5 separate regions of the Mus musculus genome follow, and all the other regions are linked to region 1. A link is a loop called in an ENCODE intact Hi-C map of the cell type or tissue named here. Cell type or tissue: heart. All regions are shown on one strand.

Region 1 (4,000 bases):
GCCCAGCCCCGTTGGAATCCGCAGGGCTCTGGGTGTCATTAGCGGCTCCGATTTGCCTCTCTACAAATCTGTTTCATATATAAGGACAAACGAGGACACATTCTTGCCCGTCTTTAGGACACTTGCTGCATTCTTCCCGAAGCCGGCTCTTCTTTCTTCAGGGGAGGGGGGTGGGTAATCTGAATGCGGCCTGGGCGCCGCAGTTCTGACTGCACAAGGCTTTGCCTTCGAAACTTGACCCAAAGGAGCACACTAGGGACAGGGACACACTCGGTGGGGGTTTCCTCTGCATGTTCTTCCTATATGCCATGTTTAGTTCCAAGAGGCTGATCAGCTCTGCATCAGAACTTGAGAAAGAAGCCACCTCAGCCGCCAGCCATCTAGGCCGAGCAAGGCTCTTTCATGTATGCCTAGAAAGCAAGCACATGTCTCATCCAAACTCTCCATTTCATAGTCAACTGGGCTGACATGCAACACCTGGTCTGGGCAGGACAGCCTGCAGAGGGTCTCATGTGAGGCCCCCTGGTTAGGGGTAGAGGTGGGACAAGGAGGGAAGAAGAACAGGACACAGCTCAAGTGCAGAACGCTATGTCTAACGCTATAGACCTCCTCGGCCTGGAGGCCAAGTTCTACATCTCAGCTCTCCTCCCGTGAGCCTTTCCAACATGCCTCGTGCTTCCTACCCCAGGGCCTTTACACATCACTGCTGGAACACTCTTCCCTTCTTTCCAGGTCCAGGTAGCTGATTTCCAGCCTCTCTCTGCCCCTCATCACCTCCCATCCATTACAGTTCCCCTAGATCTGTCTTCTTTATCAACCTCATCTCCACCAGGTACTGGAATTGTATCTGTTGGTGGACTGCATGCCACACACACACACACACACACACACACACACACACACACACACACAGAGAGAGAGAGAGAGAGAGAGAGAGAGAGAAGAGAGAGAGAAATGGTGTCATTCCTCCAAGAACAGGATTAGTGTTTCCTCACACACAGTAGGTACTCTGTCTCCACAGGGTAGAAAAAAATAGTACCCAAACTTCAGCATAATCTATCCACCCTCCGCCCCTCCTCCACTTTCTTTATGCTGGACTTCCCAGTCTTTCTCAAAGGAAAGACCCCCCAGGTTGATGGCCCAACAGAGACAATCTAATCTCTCTCTCTTCATTCTCCTCTGAACTCAGAACGTCAAGTTCTCCATATGGACAGACAGAGCCCATAGCCACACGCAAAGAAAGGGACCTGGCTTGTGCCCAAGCCCAGGTCGTGGGTGACTTCATGGTGACTCAGTTACCCTGGCTTCTAGGGGAGTCTGTTTCAGACTCAAACCTCACCGTGTAAGAGAGGGTGGAGCTCTGCCCTGGCATCCAGGCCAGCAGGCAACAGTCGGTAAAGATGTATGGAACAGGTCACTCATAAAAGAGGGGGGCAGGGCGGGGAGAAACCCCAGCGCTGGGCTTTGGAGGAAACCCGATCTGGTACTTCGTGATCCTCCAAAAATTCACCAGCCCCCCAAAGTGCTGAAGCTGCCCCTCCAACCGCAGCCACATGGGGATGAAACCAAATCCCATGGAAAGATTTGGAAAAAAAAAAATTATGCAATGTTTGGGTGAAAAAAAAAAAAAAGGCGGGGAAGTAAGAGGAGGTATCAGGGAAGGGGGGAAAAATAACCAACTCAACTTTTTCCCAGAGCCCAACAGGGTTATTTCTGTCTTTTAATGATAGATTCCCCATGGCTTCTAGGGTAGTTTGGAGAGGCACGAAGGCGGGGCCCGCTAGGTTATGTAACCCATTTAAAGTCGGAAATTAGCAAGGCCTGAATGAATCCTGTTACTGTATTCCGACTTCTGGAAAGCCTGGAGCCCGACAGTTCTATTTTGAGGTGAACCAATCCATCACTCCCAGGTCACCTCACAAACACCACCAGGCCGCCTGTCACCCTGCAAAGTTTCATAACAAAAACAGCTGAAGTGCTCAGGGTATCGGAACATTGTGTCTCTAAACCAAATCACCCCAACAGGGAGTTGGCATGGCTGCCAGATGCCGGTGGCTCAAAAATGCAAATAGTTAATACCAAATTAATATTCATCGCCCGTACCCTCCCCTCTGCTTCCCGGCCATGGATTTTTTTAAAACATTATTAAGCACAGCAAAATAGTCTATATATCAACACGAAAAGAAATGTCTGTCTTTAACACTGCCTTGGGCCACGAAATAAACTCTGGAGGCCTGAAGGAAACTTGGGCAGCTCTAAGCAGGGCACCCATGACTTTCAGTCCTCGTGTGCCCCCTGGTGGCTGAGATGTGCAGGGGCGGCCAGGACAATATATCTCCTGGCAAGGGGGCCCTGAACTTCCCACCTGAGGTGCATGGGACCACTTTGCCCAGGGCATTGCTGCTGGTGCCAACAGCTAAGTCACCATTTTTTATCTGACACACGATGAAGAAAGTCCTTCCTGGGACCACACTGCTGACTAGACTGGCCAGCTGGATATTAGAACGTGCTTCCACACACAGGCCATTTTACAGGGTTATACAGGTGGCAAACGGGCATGGGCTCATTAGGCTGTGCAAGTTCTTTGTCATTGGTGGTCACATCTTAGTATGGGGTTCCCTGTGCACCCAGACCTCTGCCCACTGGGAGCCAGAAACTACTGAGTCACTGGAAGATAGCTTCTGACAATGTCACACATCTCCCAGGGACACAGTCTCCTCTGACTTAAGGCTCGATACGCTAAGGAGATACCAAATTCTTTGTTTTTAAACCTCCCGTGTACAAAGACAGAAGTGTGTTCCTGATGCTTCCATCCTCTGACTGAAAACAAAGAGAAACAGAAAACCTTTCGTGTCGCCTGTTCAAACGTGACGCTTCGGGCTTTTTTTTCATTTTTATCCATCAGGTTTGAAATCTGACATGTCACACAGTGAATCATGGTGTAGGGTAAGAATGGATGTGCACGGAGCATGGTGGCACATGCCTTTGATCCTAGCACCAGGGAGGCAGAAGAGGATGGGTTTCTGTGAGTTCAAGGCCAGCCAGGGCTATAAAGAGAAACCCTGTCCTAAATAAGCAAATAAATAAATAAAGCAAGGAAGCATTTGAGCATGTGCAGGTGCGTGTGTATGTGTGCACCTGTGTGTGCACCTGTGTGCACACCTGTGGGTGCAGGCCAGGAGCTCATGTCGACGGCCTCCCTCCCTGTTTTCACTTTATTTTTGAGACAAGGTCTCTCACTGAACCTGGAGCTGATTCAGACTGGATGGCCAGTGAGTCCCAGTGATCTCTCTCTCTCTCTCTCTCTCTCTCTCTCTCTCTCTCTCTCTCTCTGTGTGTGTGTGTGTGTGTGTGTGTGTGTGTCTCCCCCTCCCTCCCTCCCCGCCCCCACCCCATCCCCAGCTCGGCTATGGATCTATGGATGTGTACAACTATCTGGCTTTTACGTGGGCTCCTGGGATCTGAACTCAGGTCCTCAAACTTTCACAGCAGCTGTGTCCCTAGCACCCCAAACAACCTTTAACTGGGAAGTTATTCATGCTTGTTTTGCCCTGAGAGAGGCACACAACAGAAGCATGGTCGGACCTCCCTTGTGTTTCACCACCCATCATACATTAAAGGGACCCCCAAAGGCAGAGAGAACACAGCTTTATTGGCCAGCAGTAACAGACCACGCTGGTAAACAAAGAGAGGGATCGCCCAGAAACTAAGCCAATCACAGGTGTCACCACAGAACCAAGAATTCGAAGCATCTGGACATTCCTGCTAAATAAATGAAAACGTGCTGTGCCCACGTGTCTCTACTCTGATCAGAAAGTCATGTCCCGGTGAGCACCTAGCTCACCCACACACACGGCAGCCCACCAAGGAAGGAATGAGGTTCCCGGGTGAGTGAGCCTGTGGACCCCAATCTCACTGCCGCTAGTCTAAGTACCACATGCCCACCTCACCCACAAACACAGCAGTCACTGACACAGCCCCGCCTGCACTGAGGAACCTG
Region 2 (4,000 bases), 160 kb before region 1:
TTTGCTTGTTTGTTTGTTTTTTAATGGTAATCCTATAAAGCAATGAGTTTCATTGTGACATTTTCCACACATGCCCTTAGGTACATTTTGCTCTTTCTCCCTTCCCCCACTACCCTTCTCGCCTCTCCCTGCCTCTCCTCTATGGATACCAACATCTTAAGCAGTCTGAGAAGCCAGGGAGCTGCTTTGAGCCCATTCCAAAGACAATCGAGCCACAAACTTGTTTTCTTCAGCATCTGTGTGTGTGTTTGTGAGACAGCCAACCCAATCAAATATTAATTGTGCAACAATGGAAGCTCCGGGGGGGGGGCTTAGCTGATCAGTGTTCCCCTCAAATGCATGAAGTCCCCTTACCCCCACGAGTTTGATCCCTAGACTGCATAAACAGTTGTGGTCCTGCATGTCTGTAATCCCTGAACTGAAAGCAAGAGGGTCAGGAGTTCAGAGTCACCCTTAGCTACACAGTGATTTTGAGGTTGGCCTGAGTGATGAGCCGATGATAGCCCAAAAAGAACAGACTAGCCAGAGTAAGAGGAGGGGCGTTGGAGTGTGTGGGTGTGGCAGCAGGTGGTACTTTGCTCAAAGGCAACAAGTTAGCGGGTTACAAATACACTGCCTTAGACAGCAGGAGTTGCTTGCTTGTCCTCTGAGAAGGTGAGAGGGTGGGGAAGAGGGAGCCACTCACTGGGAGGGCTGCAGGAGGTAGCTCATCAGGCAGATTGCTGCCATGTTCCTTAGAAGATGCAAACGCACGTGGTGATCAGGAGAGGGTGGAGGAAGAGTGAGGTTGTGAAGGGGAGATGTCTTAGTCAGGGTTTCTATCCCTGCACAAACATCATGACCAAGAAACAAGTTGGGGAGGAAAGGGTTTATTCAGCTTACACTTCCACACTGCCGTTCATCACCAAGGAAGTCAGGACTGGAACTCAAGCAGGGCAGGAAGCAGGAGCTGATGCAGAGGCCATGGAGGGGTGTTTCTTACTGGCTTGCTTCCCCTGGCTTGCTCAGCTTGCTCTCTTATAGAACCCAAGACTACCAGCCCAGGGATGGCACCACCCACAAGGGGTCCTCCTGCCTTGATAACTAATTGAAAAAATGCCCCACAGGTGGATCTCAAGGAGGCACTTCCCCAACTGAAGCTCCTTTCTCTCAGGTGGGGATCACAACCTGCAGTCCGGAAAGGAATGGAAGACAACCCCCCCACACACACACACACACCCCCACACACACCAGCCCCAGGAGCCTCGGGGTCACTTCTGAGCTGACAGAGACCTCCCCAAAGAGGTCCCCATAGTTCCCGAAACCCATGGATCTTCCACAGCAAGAGATGGTGTGAACACTGATCACAGGTGATTTGGGGAGGGTGCTTGGGCTGCCCAGGTGTGCCCTGTGTGATCATAGATTATCAGCCAAAGGAAGTTCATGGAGACCAGCTGGTGAGGCACATTGCTGGCTTAGAATATGGAGTTTCCTGGGAGCCCTGTCCCAAGGGCAGCTGTCTTATTTCCTAAGAGGCAGGAGGGGGGGTCCTCTCTGGAGGGACCTGCTGAGCATCTCCACAAACCCCACTTTGGACTTCTGGTCCCCAGAGCTGCGACTGTAAGTTTTTGACACTTTAAGCACTGCATTGTCTACAAATGTTTCCAGAACCTGTAGAGTCAGGTGGGGATTGGGGTGGCGTGGGCTCGGGAGCTGCTGGGTCTCAGAGGGGAATGTGGGGTCTTATTACCATGGGTTGTAGAAGGCAAAAAGCATTTTAGGAAGGAAAAATGTAGACAGCAGGGTCTCGGGGACTCCTGAAAGACGGGGAGGGAGGACTTGACAGCCCATGAGAAGCATAAAAAGCAAAAAGCTGGGGTGAGACCACGAGCCGGGAGATGGGAAGCCATGGTGTTTAGGATCCCAACTTAGTTTCAGCAGGGTGGGCCTCAGGAAGGGCCAGGGTTGGGCAGAATACCCTTTGGTACTCAGAGGCCCTGGGGACCACTGGTAGTATGTGAAGGGTAACTGGTAACTGCGAGCCTGGGTTTCTGGGAGCCCTGAGGTTTGAGGGCCAGGCTGCGGTGTTGCCGTGCGGCCTGCAGTGGGCGCTGTGGAGCCCCCACATCCGCTGCCTTTCTCACCTGATCAATCGCACCCCCTGGGGAAGTTCCAGTTTCACATTTGTCTAGTAAACAGCCGCTGGCTGCCCGCCCTTCCTTTACCTGCCCCATAGGAGCCATCGAGCTACAGCAGAGAGTGCTTTACAGGCAGGAGGGCCGCAGGTGACTGCAGGCTGCCGGGAGCAGATGCTGGCCTGGCAGCTCGCGGACCAGAGGGAGTCATGTCGTTATTGCTTTCTGCAGTGAAGGGAGTTGGCGCTTGCCAGAAAACAACCGCTGTGTAACCAGAAATGAACACACCAAGCCCCATGGGGCACCAGGAAGGCCTCTCTTGAGATCATTGTTTGGTTTTGAAAAATGGGTTAGATATTAGGAAGTGATTAATTTTTTTTTGTGGCTGTCTGTCTCTTGTGCATGTCAAAGCTGTTTATGATGTCTGTTTATTCAACCCCCTATCCTCCATGTACTGATGTCCTACTGTGTGCTGGGCGTGGAGAGGTAGCCCCGAGCCCAGGCAAGCACTACCCTCCTCTCCTGGGACCCACAAGATGAAACAGTCAATAAGCAAGCTGACATCTAATACCAGCACTGGCTCAGCATGTAGGGCGCCTCACGGGGTACCTTGCCACTGGGGAGGAAGAGCCAGGAGCACTTCCGGAGTTCGGAAGTGGGCACTTCCGGTACTAAGAAAGGAGAACCAGAACTGGGAGATGTGGTCTGAGAACAAGGGAGGCAAGCTGTGTGAGTGGAGATGGGGAGGAGGGAGGATGGCTGAGGATGCTACCTGGGGTCCGGATCTAAATGCTAAGGCCCATGAGGTGCTTTGCCTATAGGCAGAAGGGGATGCGAGGTATCTTGAGACTTGGTCTGGCTCTGCTGTGGGCAAGATGGGTGGGAAATAACCGGGAAACTTGAGAACTACCATGTCATCCAGGCAGATGAGGGGAGGTCTCTGGGTACCGTGGGAGGAGGCGACAGACACCTTAGAGACAGAGCCACAGAACTCGCTGATTTGTAGGAAATGGGGCTGTGAGAGCTCAGGGTGACCGCAATATTGTCCCTTAAGCAACTGTTTGGATGGTGTTGCTGCAAGCTGGTGGAGAAGGGAGGGGTGGAGACCAGGAACTGGGGAATCTCAGGCATGTTAACTAGAAATGCCCTGTGGCTGGCACAGTGAAGTCATGCAGATGTGTCCACATCTGGAATCTTCTAAAGGAGTCTGAACTGCCCTGTTCAAAAATGGTCCTGGGAAGCCTGGCCTATGTGGCCTTGTGTCACTAGGCACAAAGGCCCTGAGATAGAATCTTGTGGGTCTACACTGCTCCTGGTGGGGCGCTTGAGGGACCTTGGCAAATTTGTCCTAGAGGTTGTGGTTTACTGTCCCTCCTCAAAATCTGGCTAAGTACAGTATAGTCCCTGCAGTACGTTTGATGGCCATGATGGCACTGTGCACTTTCTGAGTATAGAATCTGCAGGAAAAAGGAATTCTTAAAGCAGCTGGGCTGGGGCAGTCTCCTTGGCTGTACCTCTAGGTTGGGCTGTGTACACACAACCTCACTTCTGGGTGCTACCAGGAAGTTGGGGCAGGTGGGCTCAGAGAGGCGGTCTAGGGAAAAGTTTAGTCCAAACCTGATGTTTGTACCACAGAATGTCATGAGGGTTACAAGCCAGTCCCCTCTGCCTCCTCCTGGCTGTGGCCTTCACTTTCAATTACTAATGACTCTTGTGGTTCCGCCTTCTTGCTGTTTGAGAGTCAACCTGGTTCTGTGCTTCCTTCTGGTCTATGACCCCAAAGAGGCTGCGCCGGTGTCTGTCCTACTTTCTCTCTGAAGCCTTCTGAAGCCCCCACTTGCTACCAACCCAGAGTCATGCCTCCCCTGCTGTAACGCTGCTGCTGC
Region 3 (4,000 bases), 110 kb before region 1:
AGAGGCTCTGTGAGCTCTGCCTCCCCCTGACCCCTTCTGCAGCCTCTGTCCTCAGAACCGAGCATCACATCGAGCGTCACATTGTCTATAGACAACTGCAGGCTGCAGGCACCAGGAGCCCTGGGAACCAGGAAACTGGGGTTTGGGGCCCTGCCCTTCACTGCTAAGTTCTGTCACCTCAAGGAAGTCTGTGGACTGCTGTGTGACTCAGCACCCCCATCCGTAGAGAGGGAAGGGAGCTGCCATCACTCCAGCTCTGCTGGGCCAGAACACCAGAAGTCTGAAGGATCTCCATGAGAAAGAGGTCCGCTGTGCCAGGAGGGTCACTTCTAGTAGCCAAGCAAGCAACGGGCCCTGCCTTGTAGACTCCATGTGGAGAGGTCAGAACTCCAGAGCACCCACTGTGTGCCTATACATGCAAGTCCTGATCTGTGTATGTTAAGACACCATTGCCCTCATTTTAGAGTTGGGGAAACTGAGTCCCCAGGTATACATCAGAGGACCGATTGGGGATTTTGATGGGCCTTCCAAAGCTACTGCCCTACAGGGCTGCAGGGCAGCTGGCTCACTAGGGCTGTTGGCACCAGGTCTTTTTTTCCCCTTTTTTTATTATGTGTTTTCCATTTTTGATGGTTTTGGACAGGGCATTATTATGGAGCGCAAGGGGGCCTAGAGCTTGCTTTGTAGCTAAGGGTGACCTTGATCTTCTGATCTTACTACCTCCATCTTCTAAGTAAGGGCAGGCATTACAGTTTGGCATCCAGTACGCTGCCCAGGTTAGCGATTAGCCAATGCTGGGGATAGAACCCAGGGCTTCATGTGTGCTAGGCCTCTACCAGCTCAGCCACATCCCAGTTCCCTCTTCCCAAGCGCTGGGGTGAGCGGCAGGCACCACCATGCCTGGCTCTGCCTATTCCTACGGATGCAAACACTCCAACTCAGGTTAACCAGGAAACTTCTTCCTGCGTGGCCAGGAATTTCCCAGAATTCCACAGGGACTGAGGATGAGCTGCGAGGACGTACTACCTCCGAGAAAGTGGCCTGGGAGTACGGTGGAGGTGGGAGAAGCGATGGCTTGAGAACCTCAGGAGACTGACCTGTGCGAAGAGGCTGGGGTACACATGCAGCTATCTGAAAATAGTGTGTTTTCTGTCTCCAGCGGGGTTTCAGAATGGCTGTCTGGCCTCTGTCTTTGGAGGCAGTTGAGAGAGGGTATGGCACCGGCCTCCAGTGAGTCACAGAGGGCAAAGGTCCCCTGAATCTTAGTCATGCCATTCAGCCTGGGGTCAATACTGTTCAGAGAAGTCCACCCCCCACCTCCAGACCCCAGGAAGCCACACCCCAGATGACAGAGAAGCAGGTGCAGGAGGGGGCGTTAGAAAGGTACCTCAGGTTCCCTCATCACGGGCACTCATGGAAGAATACTTGCTGAGCAAAAATGTTTCAAAATGTATTTTAAGCGCATACATGATTCTATTTATTAAACAAAGCCCAAAAGCGATATAGCCTTTGGGAACCTGGGAATAATAAAGTGAGTCACGGCTGCCCTCGGTGACTCATCGGTTAAAAGGGAATTCCACCACCCACGCCTCCTCTTGAAAAAAAAAAATCAATTTGCCTTCCCGACAGGTGATGGGAGCCTCTGCCATCAGACCGAGCCAAGAAAACCATCCAACAAAACAAGAAACCCGCTTCAAAAACTTTTAGTTGTAGAGCTGAGTAATTTGATGTGGGCCTGTGTCCAGTCTACGCCCCCGCGGGACACCGAGAGCCCGGGAGTGGCTTGGCCAGGGCTAGGGGCCTGAATTAAGAAGGACTTACCAGCTGAAGAATTCCAAAACCCTGTGTCACATGGAGGAACCTTCCAAAACACTGGATCACGCCAGCCTCGAGAGTCGCCTGGAGCCATGGCAACCCTGTCTCCTCAACCACACGGCTTGTGTTTTTGTGTCCTTAGATTTTTTCCTGTTTTGCAATGTTTTGCTGGGACCCCCGACTCTGCTCAGGGCCAGGGGCCAGGGGCCAGGGTTCCCAGCGAGGGCAGGAACAGCCTGGCCTCCCAGCCTGACCTTCCCTTGAAGGCTATGCATCTTTTATTTTGTAGAACACACAGGAACAGAACTATCCTCTTGACTTCTCTTTGACATGACAAGAGAAATCACTCCAGAGATCAGGAAAATGACATGCTGGGGTTCCAGATCTTTCCCCAGTTGGAGGGGCTAACCCAGGGTCTCTGGCTTGATAGCTTTGAACCTCAACTTATCTGTAAAATGGGGATAATACAGCCGCTTCTCATGGTGGGAGAGGCAATAAAGGGGGGAACACCGCTTTCCTTCAGCATGACACATGCACACTTAGTACGCACAGAGATAATTCTATAATTGTGAGTGCAGCAGCAAACAGTGTATCCCTGCTCCCAAGGAACCGACAGTCTAGTATGGGAACCAGAGGACCCAAGAGAGAGCAGACAGACAGGTGAAACACTGAGTGTCACCTGGAGAATAAAGCGTGGAAAAGGGACAGGCAAAAAGTGACATTGGGCTGGACAGTTGAGCCATGAGCCTTTGAACACGAACACCACTCAGGGAGAATGGCTTCCCAGTAAGAGGAGACACAGTATGCGAGGGAACAAGGGCAGAATGTTACAGAGCCAGCAGCACAAGCGAAGATCCTGGGGCAGGAAGGAGCACGGAGCATCTGAAGACAGAGCCAGGAGGGTTTCTCTGCAGCCGGGAAAGCCAGGGGGAGAGACGGTCAGCTGAGATCAGAGAGATGGGCAAAGGCCGAGTCTCACAGGTCCCTGCAGGTCCTACAAAGAATTAAAAATGGGACCGAAACTCACAATAATCCTTATTATAAATGCTGCTATAAATAGAACCGCACTTTCCAAAACACGGGGTTCTCCTAACTCAGGCACCCTGCAGCCCCCCGCCTTGCTGTTTTTCCACCTTCTCAGCTGGTCCTCCTGATGGGGAGGACAGTGCCAAGCCCGTTTCAGTGGACAGCTATAAAAAGCCTGCTGAGGCTCCCTCCCGGTGCCGATGACCAAACTCTGGGGCTAAGATTAGCCTGAAGCTGTCACCTTTCCTAATGGGAACAGCAGCTGGGATTCCCCTGTCTTGGAAAACTTTGGCCACCCCACCCTCCATGCAGCGCCTCCTGGCCAAGTGTCCATGGAGATAGACACAGGACGGGTTTTGGAAAAACCAACTTCAGCTACAAGGATCCCCCTGCAGGAGGTAAACCCTCAGGGTCAAAAGAGCAGACTCTGTGCTTTGCAAACAGCAACGTTCCCCATCAGGGCTGAGAGCAGCCACATGCCCATCTCAGAGAACCCCACTTCTTGGGGGGCAGGGGATACTTGGGGAGCCTTAGAAGCCTCCCTGGTCCCTGAGATCCTGGAGCTGAAGTGAAAGACACTCCCTCCGGTAAAACAGACACCATAACCAACAATTCAGCAGAACACAGGGTTCTCCACTACTACAACGAGGTTCAAGTCTATGCTTTGAGGAAGGGGAAGGACCTTAGAGCAAGCCAACCCTGGTCTGGGCTTTCATAGAGCCTGAAGCCAGACTGCCTGGACTCGAGTCTTATCCCTACCATGTACCAGCTGTGTGACCTTCAGTAAGTTGTCTAACTTCTCTGCGCTTAGAGTCTCAGCTCTAGAACTTGGGGGGAAAATAGCTCATCTGGAGGCCTATTGGACTGTCTAACCAAAGCAAATGCTGCGAACAGAGCAGAGTAGTTATTGCTCTTGACCACTGGCTTTCTGGGTGAACTCTCTTTGTTCTTCCATGGAGGAATGCAATGGTAACAAAAGGAAAGAAAGGCTTTATTCAGCTTCCCATTGTGGGTCAGAGTCCATCATTCCGTGAAGTGTCAGAAGCTTGAGGTAGTCGGTCGTCTAACATCCATAATCAAGAACAGTGATAAATGAGTGCGCTCAGGCTGCCTGTTTGCTTCTTATAGGCAGGTGGCTTTTTTTCCCCCACTCCTGGGC
Region 4 (4,000 bases), 100 kb before region 1:
GTGTGCTTCTCACTCTCAACCCTTGTTAGGCTTGCATTGTCTACATTTTGAATTTTGGAAGTTGAAGTTTTTCTTATGTTACTTAATGCTAGTATCTTTTAGGCTAAAACTATTTTCTATTTAAGAAGAGACTAATTTCCAGTTTCTCTTTGGAAACATCGTCCCTATAAGCAACGGTTTTTTTCATCTTTTTCCCCAGTGCCATTTTAGAAGCTGGCCAAGAGGAAAGAGAATGTAGAATAAAAGGATTTTCCTCGGGTGGTATAAAGAAGCCAGGTTCAAGAGCGTTGGGGTTTTTGTTTTTTTCAAGACTTGTTTTTCCTTGGTGACCAGGACCAGTGCTTGTTCTGTGGAGCTGAGGGCGTAGTCCTGTAAGCAAAGGTCTTGCTGGAGACTTGATGCTGATTTGTACATATGGAAGTTTCTCTGCAGGAAATTAAGAGTTAATAAACTTCATTAATAAATCATTTGTCAGGAAAAAAAAAAGAATCCAGGAGGAGCAGAAACAGGACGGACTGGGTCTTCATTCTCCTTTGTGCAGGGACGAGTTGACCCCCTCATGAAGGTCTCCACTGTCACATTGCTTCTTCTTACACTCTTCAACCCAGACTCTCACAGCCCCACGTGAGCTAAGGGCACACCTAGCACAAGTCTGTGGGTGATTCTGACCATAAGCTGTATACTCCCCACGACTTCATTCTCACTATGTTCCTGCTAATTTCTAGAACGTCTAAATATTCTCTCTCTCCCTGTCTTCTCCTCTCAGATAGATAGATAGATAGATAGATAGATAGATAGATAGATAGATAGTGTGTGTGTGTACCCATTGTATATCTGCCTGAGGGTGGAACCTAGGTCCTCAGGCAGGCTGGGTAAGCACTGTACCCCCAAGCACTAGGCCTTGCTACCTCTTAGGCAAACTACTACCTTTGAGCTTCTGAGTAACCCTAGGCTCTGCCCTCCACCCTATGTGAGTGGCCCCTCCCTCACCACCCAAGGTCCTATTTAACCTGGCCTCCTTTGGGAGGTTCCCTGGGTGCCCCCACCCCACTTTCTCCCATCTTCCCTCCTGCTTAGCCCTTCTCTGGAGAAAGGCTCACTTTGAGACAAGCTAGGCAGACGAGCTATCCTCAACCCCAGGAGAGAGGTCCTAGAAGTGGCCGAGTGTGGCAAGACTGGGCTTTCTTATCTCTGCTGTCTTTATCCACAATGAATGAAAGCTGGGCGGGACTCAATACTTTCAAGAACAGCCGATCTACAGGTCCCCGACTTGTTGAAATGGGAACCCTCGGAAGCAGGCCCCAGCACCCAGAGTCACCCCCTCAGCCCTATGTGGAAGTCAGGCGGCAGAAGACAACGAATAGAAGCAGGTGGGTCAACAGCCACAGAGGAAGGCTAGCGGCAGCCAGGCCCCTCCCACTCCCCTTAGGCTCCTCCCTCCCTCCTCAGCCCCGCCTTCCTGGTGAGTCAGCTTGAGCTCCTGGCTCTTCTAAGAGCTGAGGGCTGGGCAGAGGGCCAGGTCTTTCCATGCCAGGGCCCCTGGACCTCCCCATCCGGGAGCTGGGAGCCAGCCGGGAGCCTGAGCAGCGCAGCGGCCGCGTGAGGCCCAAACTTAACCCTTTCCTTCCATGTCGGACAGACATCACCCTCTTCCTCTGTCCCCAGGGCTGGTCAGCAGGTGCACTTAGGGACTCCTTAGGCTTCCACAGTGGGTTGCCCAGCCCCACGGTCCTGATGTTGTCTGCTCAGAGCCAACAGCACATCCCACCACCTGTGGGCTCCAGGATGCGCAGAGGGGCCAGGGATAAAACTGCTAATTCCTCCCACATGAGCACATCATTAAGCCTGTCTTTTCAGCGTGGGAGCCCCTTGGCTTTCTAATTGAACCACTGCTAAGGCAATTTTACTAGCAGTGAAAACAGCAGCTACAGACCCGGCTTTTCAGAATCGCCTTTGATGAAGCCGGGGTGGAGGGCTAGGGGCTGCTGGCGCTGGAGATGCCACCCCTCCCATTTTACAGGTGGAAAACCTGAGTCATGGCTACTGGGGAGACCAGCCAAGGGCTTGTAGCCAGCCGGGGGTGGGGGTGGGGCGGCAGGGCGGGGCCAGGCCCGGCTAGCTCTCTGAGGGGTGGGAGCCTGCTGTGAATCACAAAGCACTGCGCAAATGCACCGAATGCATGGATCTGGGGCAGCCTCCTCTCCCAGCAACCTGGGTACAACTGCCTGTTACCTTTCTTCCCCAAAGGGGATGGAGTCTTTAATAAAAGTGTAAGGAGAGCAAGCCAGCTTCCTAGAAGCCTCTGTGTCACACACGAGGTGTGGCCAAGCCTTCTGAATGGGATCTCACCAGTGTCTGGCTCCTCCCCAGCCCCAGCCCGACACCCCATTGGACTTCTAAGATGTAGACTCTCAGCCTCCATCCATGTCTCCTGCCTCAGGGCTGAACCGTTCTTTACTTTGGGGTCATGTCACGTGCTACTTTAGTATTCCAGGGCACCCCAAATCTCTCCTGTCTTCCCACTGGATGCCAGCAGTACTCTGCCTACCAGCTGCGACGTCTCAAAATGCACACAGACAGGGCTGCAGTCTCCTGGAGAAGGAGGAACACAAGGTCACTCCTAGCTAAGAGTAACAGTTGTAGAGATTTTGACTTAAAGGATCTGACGGTAGGACCCCAGCTGCCATTATTTAGTAAACAATCCTAATGGTCCCGGATGGCCACAGTCAGCATAATATTTGGCATCATTGCTGTGGTGGACAGGAGTCCTGCATCTGAGAGTCTCCTCTGTGCCATGGTAACAGTGCCTGCTACCCAGGTAAGCTTTATACAGACCATATGTTCACAGTAGACATGGTTAGAACACAGCTGGCAAACTACCTCATCTCAATCAAAATGTCCAGGGCGGATACATGAGTGTACAAAGGGTGGTATGTCCATTCGGAATATTATTGAGCCAGGAAAAAGGAGCAAAGTGCTGACACCTTGACAATCTCATTCTATATAAAAGGAATCAGGCACAAAAAGGCAAATTTAGTGTGCTCGAAAACGTGTAGCCTGTGGCAGTAAATGATAACCTCTCAGTGAGCTGTAGTGTGCACTACCGTCCACTATTTGGCACAGTGAGTCCCTGTAGGGGGTGGGAAACAATGCCCAATGCATGCTCAGCATGCAGGAATGTTCAGGGCTGAGCTCAACACAGGCTCAGGGTGCCGCTTCCTATTACACCAATGTGGCCTGCCTGGTCTACCAACGGCCTCTGAGGTTTGTCAGTGGCTCCCGAGCCAGAAGGCAGGTTTGCTGCGTCTCAGAATCTGCAGTGGCATCAGGCTGAGGCACTGCTTAGTAATAGTCCAGAGAAACCCGGCCACTCCCTGGGGCCCCTGTATCTGCGTGCTGTAGGCAGAGGCCAGAGGTGGACACTCTACCCTTCCTCCCGTGTGGCTTATCACACACGGTTCAGGGCTCAGTTCCACATGGCAGAGGCCACCTGAGGCAGGGAAAAATCCTCCTAGACAGCACCCCAGTCCTTGGAGAACCCCTTAGCGAAGCAAAGCGATCCAATTAGCCTCGGAGAGAGGAACTGAACAGAGGTGAGTGGCAGCTAGAGCAACCCCCCCCGCCCGCATCCCCCCCTCCCGGGACCCACAGTTCTGCCTGATGCAACTTCTACCAGCTGCTACTGCTAATTGGGGCAGCATGTAGGCCCTCAGAGGGCTCTCAGGAAGTCCCTGGCTTTCCTGGGCTTTCTCCCACAGCTCCCATAAGTCCCCAAAGCTCCCATCAGCTACTCAAAGATTCCAGGCCGTCCAAACCTTCCTATCTACAGTTCTCCAAGCAAACCCTGCCTGGGTTCAAATCCATCCTTTGGAGTGGGCTCCAGCTTGGCGACACACCAGACCCAGGCTCCGACTTAAGCTTCCAGGTGGCCCCAAGCCTCTCGATGCTGCTCCTGCCCGGTTTCTGGCACCTCATAAATTGTCTCAGGGTCCCATAGTTT
Region 5 (4,000 bases), 380 kb before region 1:
TGAGACACACAGACAAAAGACATCATGGGAGCAGAGTTCCAGCTGCTTCAAGCCCCCAAATTGGGTTTCAATTTACTCCCATTTTTTTTATCCCCAGTCTCTGGGAGCACAATTGTTGTCCTTGGGGTTTCCATACTCCCCAATTCTCCTGGTGATTGCCACTTTTATGCACGGGGTCTCCCCAGGCTCTTGCTTGGGTCACTAGGTCTGAGGGTCTCCACCTGCCACTGCCAGTCACTTCATTCACTGTCAAGGAAAGCTGGCACCCGAGGGTGACAGCAGCGGGTGACAGCAGCTTTTACATCCCTTGGCACCAGCCTCTCTTGTCATCTTAAGACTGCAGAAATGAAGCCTGCTGTCGCCAGGAGCAGAGGGGATGGTGGCAAATGCTTTCTTTAGGCGTCAGAACCACTAAGCCACCCCCAGGCATGGCACGGGACTGGGAAATGTGAGAGACACATGTCTGAGGTGGCTGCCAAGGGGACAATTCCTGCCCAAGAAGATTGGCAGGTTCAGGGTGGCATTGGGCCGTCTAAGGGACTTTGTATCTCCTTTCTCATTTATTGAGGTGGTTTCTGAGGGAACCAGGCAGGCAGCAGCTGTGACCGGAAGTGTAGGAGTGTCCAGAATCAGGGTATCAGGTGGAGAGCTGGCAGGGATCTGCTTACTGTGTCTTCATCTCATGCCAACATGCCCAGGGTATACCCCATCACTTCTCAAGCATCGACTTGTGCCCAGTGGCCCACCCTGCTCATCTTGGCCTGATGCTCTGACTTTCAGCTGGTTCCAGCTGGTCCTTTAAATTAAAGATTGCTTTTTGGCTAGTATGCCAAACAATGGGTTTCATTGAGACTTTTTTTTTTTTTTTTTTTTTTTTTTTTTGAGGCAGGGTCTCATTATATAAGCCCTAGCTGGCCTAGAACTTGCCAGTTAGTCTATGCTGGCCAGAAACCCAGAGCTCCATCTGCCTCTGCCTCTAGGGTGCTGTGATTAAAGAAGTGCACCACCATGCCCAGCGAAAGTGGCTTGTCCTTGTTTTTAGAGGAAGGAGGGGTCCTAGGCCTTGTGATTGACAGGCAGTGGTTGTGGTTAGGTTGGCGGCATGGAAAGTGGAGTCTTGGCTGTGCTTCACCCACCAGCAGGGGGTGCTGGGTCACTAGGAAATTTTTGTCATTAGGTCCCCTCAAATACTGTTTATGTCTCTTTAAAAAAAAAAAAATAAAACAACACACTTTCCACCCTTAATCCCAGCACTTGGAGGGAGAAATTTAACCTAGGCCCTACTATGTGTTAGGCATGTGCTCTACCATTGAACTGTACAACCTATATTCAAGCTCAAAGATATGTTTTATTTATTTCTTATTTATTTTACTTTATGGGCATGAGTGTTTTGCTTGCATGTATATCTGTGTACCATGTTTGTACCCAGTGCCAGCAGAGACCAGAAGAAAGTACTGGGTCTTCTGGAACTAGAGTTACAGATGGTTGTGAGCCACCACGTGGGTACTGGGAACCGAACCCAGGTCCTTTGAAAGAGCAACTGGCGATCATAACTCCTGCACCATGTCTCCAGGCCCCTGTTTTTGTTTTTGTTTTGTTTTGTTTGTTTGTTTGTTTTTTGAGACTGGGTCTTCTGTGTGTAGCCCAGGTTGGCCTTGAATTTGATTTGTAGCTGAAAACAGACTTAAAATCCTCATCTTCTACTTGTCCCATGCTAGGATTGTAGGCCTGTACAGTCATACTTGGCTAGAAAGGGACACTTGATAAACCCTACCCTCAAGTGGGAGAGTGACGGTCAGTAGGTGCAGAGAGGGTGGGGGCTCACGTTCTGCTGTGGTAACAGGTAGGAAAGAGCAAGTAAGGGGAAAGACAATGGGGTTAGGAGGGGCAGGGCGGGCAGGTTGGTAGTGTCTTTTGTAAGGAGGTGAAAATCAGCTTCCAGAGGTGATCATGGAAGAGATGTCTCAGGTCTCTCAGAGCTGGGTAAAGCTCGCACAGGCCCTAGTTTGGGGCGGACTTCTAAATGGAAGTGGGCCCAGCCTGTTAGAAAGAAAGCCAACTGAGGAAGTGGTATGCTTGTGAGTGGTGGCCAGACTTTCCCCAGCCTCCAGCAGGGCACAAAAACAAAGAGCTGCCAAGAGTTGGGTGCGGTGCACACAAGGGAGGTAGAGGCAGGAAGATCGGAAGTCCAAGGTGTTTTTTTTTTTTTTTTTTTTTTGGTTTTTCGAGACAGGGTTTCTCTGTATAGCCCTGGCTGTCCTGGAACTCACTTTGTAGACCAGGCTGGCCTCGAACTCAGAAGTCCGCCTGCCTCTGCCTCCCTTATGTAGTGAGTTTTGGGCCCAACTGGACTACACGAGATGCTCTCTTAAAAACAGAAACAAGCAATAAAACAGCTCCTACTACTTTTAAAGCGGTGTATGGAATCTGGCTATTTACAAGCAGCCTGACCTGTCCCATGTTGTAACTCTGAAAACTACCAGCAGGTGGCAGTAGAGGACAAGGAAAGCCCTTAATGCACTGGCTCCACAGGTGCGCTTCAGACCCATTGGCTGTCCAGGTCCATTAGGATACGGAGCACTGGAGAGGGAGGAGGGGGAACATGCAGATCAGTTACGGATCAAGGAAGACGTCTTAATTTGTGTTTTCATTGCTGCTACGAATGAAACACCATGACCAAGAAACAAATTGGAGCGGAAAGGGTTCATTTGGTTTACACATAGCAGTCCATCATTGAAGGAAGTCAGGGCAAGAATTCAAACAGGGCAGGAACCTGGAGGCAGGAGTCTGATGGAAAGGCCGCGGAGGGGTGCTGCTTACTGGCCTGTTCATCATGGCTTGCTCAGACTGCTTTCTTATAGAACCTAGGACCACCAATGGAGAAGGCACCACCCACAATGGGTGGGGCCCACCCCCATCAATCACTAATTAAGAAAATGCACTACAGGATTACCTACAGTCCTATCATATGGAGGCATTTTTAAAAAATAGGATTTATTTATTTCATGTATATGAATACACCATTGCTCTCTTCAGACACACCAGAAAAGGGCATCAGACCCCATTACAGATGTTTGTCAGCCACCATGGGGTTGCTGGGAATTGAACTCAGGACCTCTGGAAGAGCAGTCAGTGCTCTTAACCGCTCTTAATTGAGGTATCCTACCCTCAGATGACTCTAGCCTGTGGCAAGTTGACATAAAATTTGCAGCACAGAAGCCCATGGTATGTTCACATGCAAACCCCTCCCTCTTCCTGGGTTTATATAAAACCAGGGCAGGCATAGGGAGGTGAAGGAGAGAGGAAGTCTTATAGATGGGGCAAAGCAGCAGGGGCTCTCTCTGGGTGCCATGCACTTCCCTACTTTGGGAAGAGGCAGTGGTAGGAGAGGGGGTTAATTTTCTACTCTAGGGAGGATCAGGTCCCCTAGAAGCTGCAGCAGCCAAGACAGCAGGCAGTGACAGCAATACTGACTGAGCCCAGGGACAGCTGGGGAGACTCAGTTGTACCTGTAGCTGTTGCTGGCAGACACTCAATTTTGTTTTTGTTTTGGACAGATCTCAGACTGGCCAGGAGCTCATTAGGTAGCCCAGGCTGGGCTCGAACTCTCAGTAATTCTCCTGCCTCAGATCATGGGTGCTGGCAATCTAGGCATGTGCTACCACAGGCAGAAATCTCTCCCTGACTGTCTCTACTCTCTCTCCTTTGCTTTCTCCCCACTCTCCCCTGTCCTCTTACCTTGAAGTGAGCAGTCCTGCTCCCCATCTCCCTCACCCCCCAATTCTAGCCATGGCTTTGCAACAGGCTTAAAGCTACGGGCCACATAGTATGGATGAAAACTTCTGAAATCATGAGCAGAGAGAGACCGTCCCTCCTCCAAGCTTGTCCTCTGAGGTGTTTGGTCTGAGTGTGGGATGCTGACTTACATAGTGAGAAGACTGGCCCTGTGTACCGACTTGACCATAAAGGGACCCGCAGGCATTTGGATGCGACCCACCTC

What was found. Peaks named below come from ENCODE experiments on the same cell type or tissue, not always from the same donor. Only the 100,000 strongest peaks of a DNase experiment are listed, where the experiment ranks them.
Region 2: a loop joins it to region 1, with 6 times the contacts of the local background. A loop is called at or near these places in 39 of 42 quality-filtered maps.
Region 3: a loop joins it to region 1, with 2.7 times the contacts of the local background. A loop is called at or near these places in 3 of 42 quality-filtered maps.
Region 4: it touches region 1 in a loop (2.1-fold over the local background); 3 of 42 quality-filtered maps call a loop at or near these places.
Region 5: it touches region 1 in a loop (5-fold over the local background); 34 of 42 quality-filtered maps call a loop at or near these places.

What each region holds. Positions count from the first base shown.
Region 1 is chr2:168,626,705-168,630,704 of GRCm38, forward strand. No RefSeq gene overlaps it. Among named protein-coding and RNA genes, the nearest start is that of Mir7004, 12 kb to the right of the region's middle. In heart, no CTCF peak of the experiment used is centred here; DNase peaks (open chromatin) are centred at 1,937 and 2,307; H3K27me3 peaks cover 2,814 bases.
Region 2 is chr2:168,470,923-168,474,922 of GRCm38, forward strand. No RefSeq gene overlaps it. Among named protein-coding and RNA genes, the nearest start is that of Gm33413, 33 kb to the left of the region's middle. In heart, a CTCF peak has its summit at 2,085 (motif pointing right); a DNase peak (open chromatin) is centred at 2,209; H3K4me3 peaks cover 650 bases; H3K27ac peaks cover 270 bases; H3K27me3 peaks cover 3,571 bases.
Region 3 is chr2:168,516,744-168,520,743 of GRCm38, forward strand. The region is part of intron 6 of Nfatc2 (nuclear factor of activated T cells, cytoplasmic, calcineurin dependent 2); the gene reads right to left. Among named protein-coding and RNA genes, the nearest start is that of Nfatc2, 72 kb to the right of the region's middle. In heart, no CTCF peak of the experiment used is centred here; DNase peaks (open chromatin) are centred at 1,168, 1,768 and 2,978.
Region 4 is chr2:168,523,575-168,527,574 of GRCm38, forward strand. All of the region lies in intron 5 of Nfatc2 (nuclear factor of activated T cells, cytoplasmic, calcineurin dependent 2), which reads right to left. Among named protein-coding and RNA genes, the nearest start is that of Nfatc2, 65 kb to the right of the region's middle. In heart, no CTCF peak of the experiment used is centred here; DNase peaks (open chromatin) are centred at 1,517, 2,037 and 3,407; H3K4me3 peaks cover 1,646 bases; H3K27ac peaks cover 1,698 bases; H3K27me3 peaks cover 294 bases.
Region 5 is chr2:168,247,959-168,251,958 of GRCm38, forward strand. No RefSeq gene overlaps it. Among named protein-coding and RNA genes, the nearest start is that of Mocs3, 19 kb to the left of the region's middle. In heart, CTCF peaks have their summits at 1,138 (motif pointing right) and 2,484 (motif pointing right); a DNase peak (open chromatin) is centred at 2,523; H3K27me3 peaks cover 1,986 bases.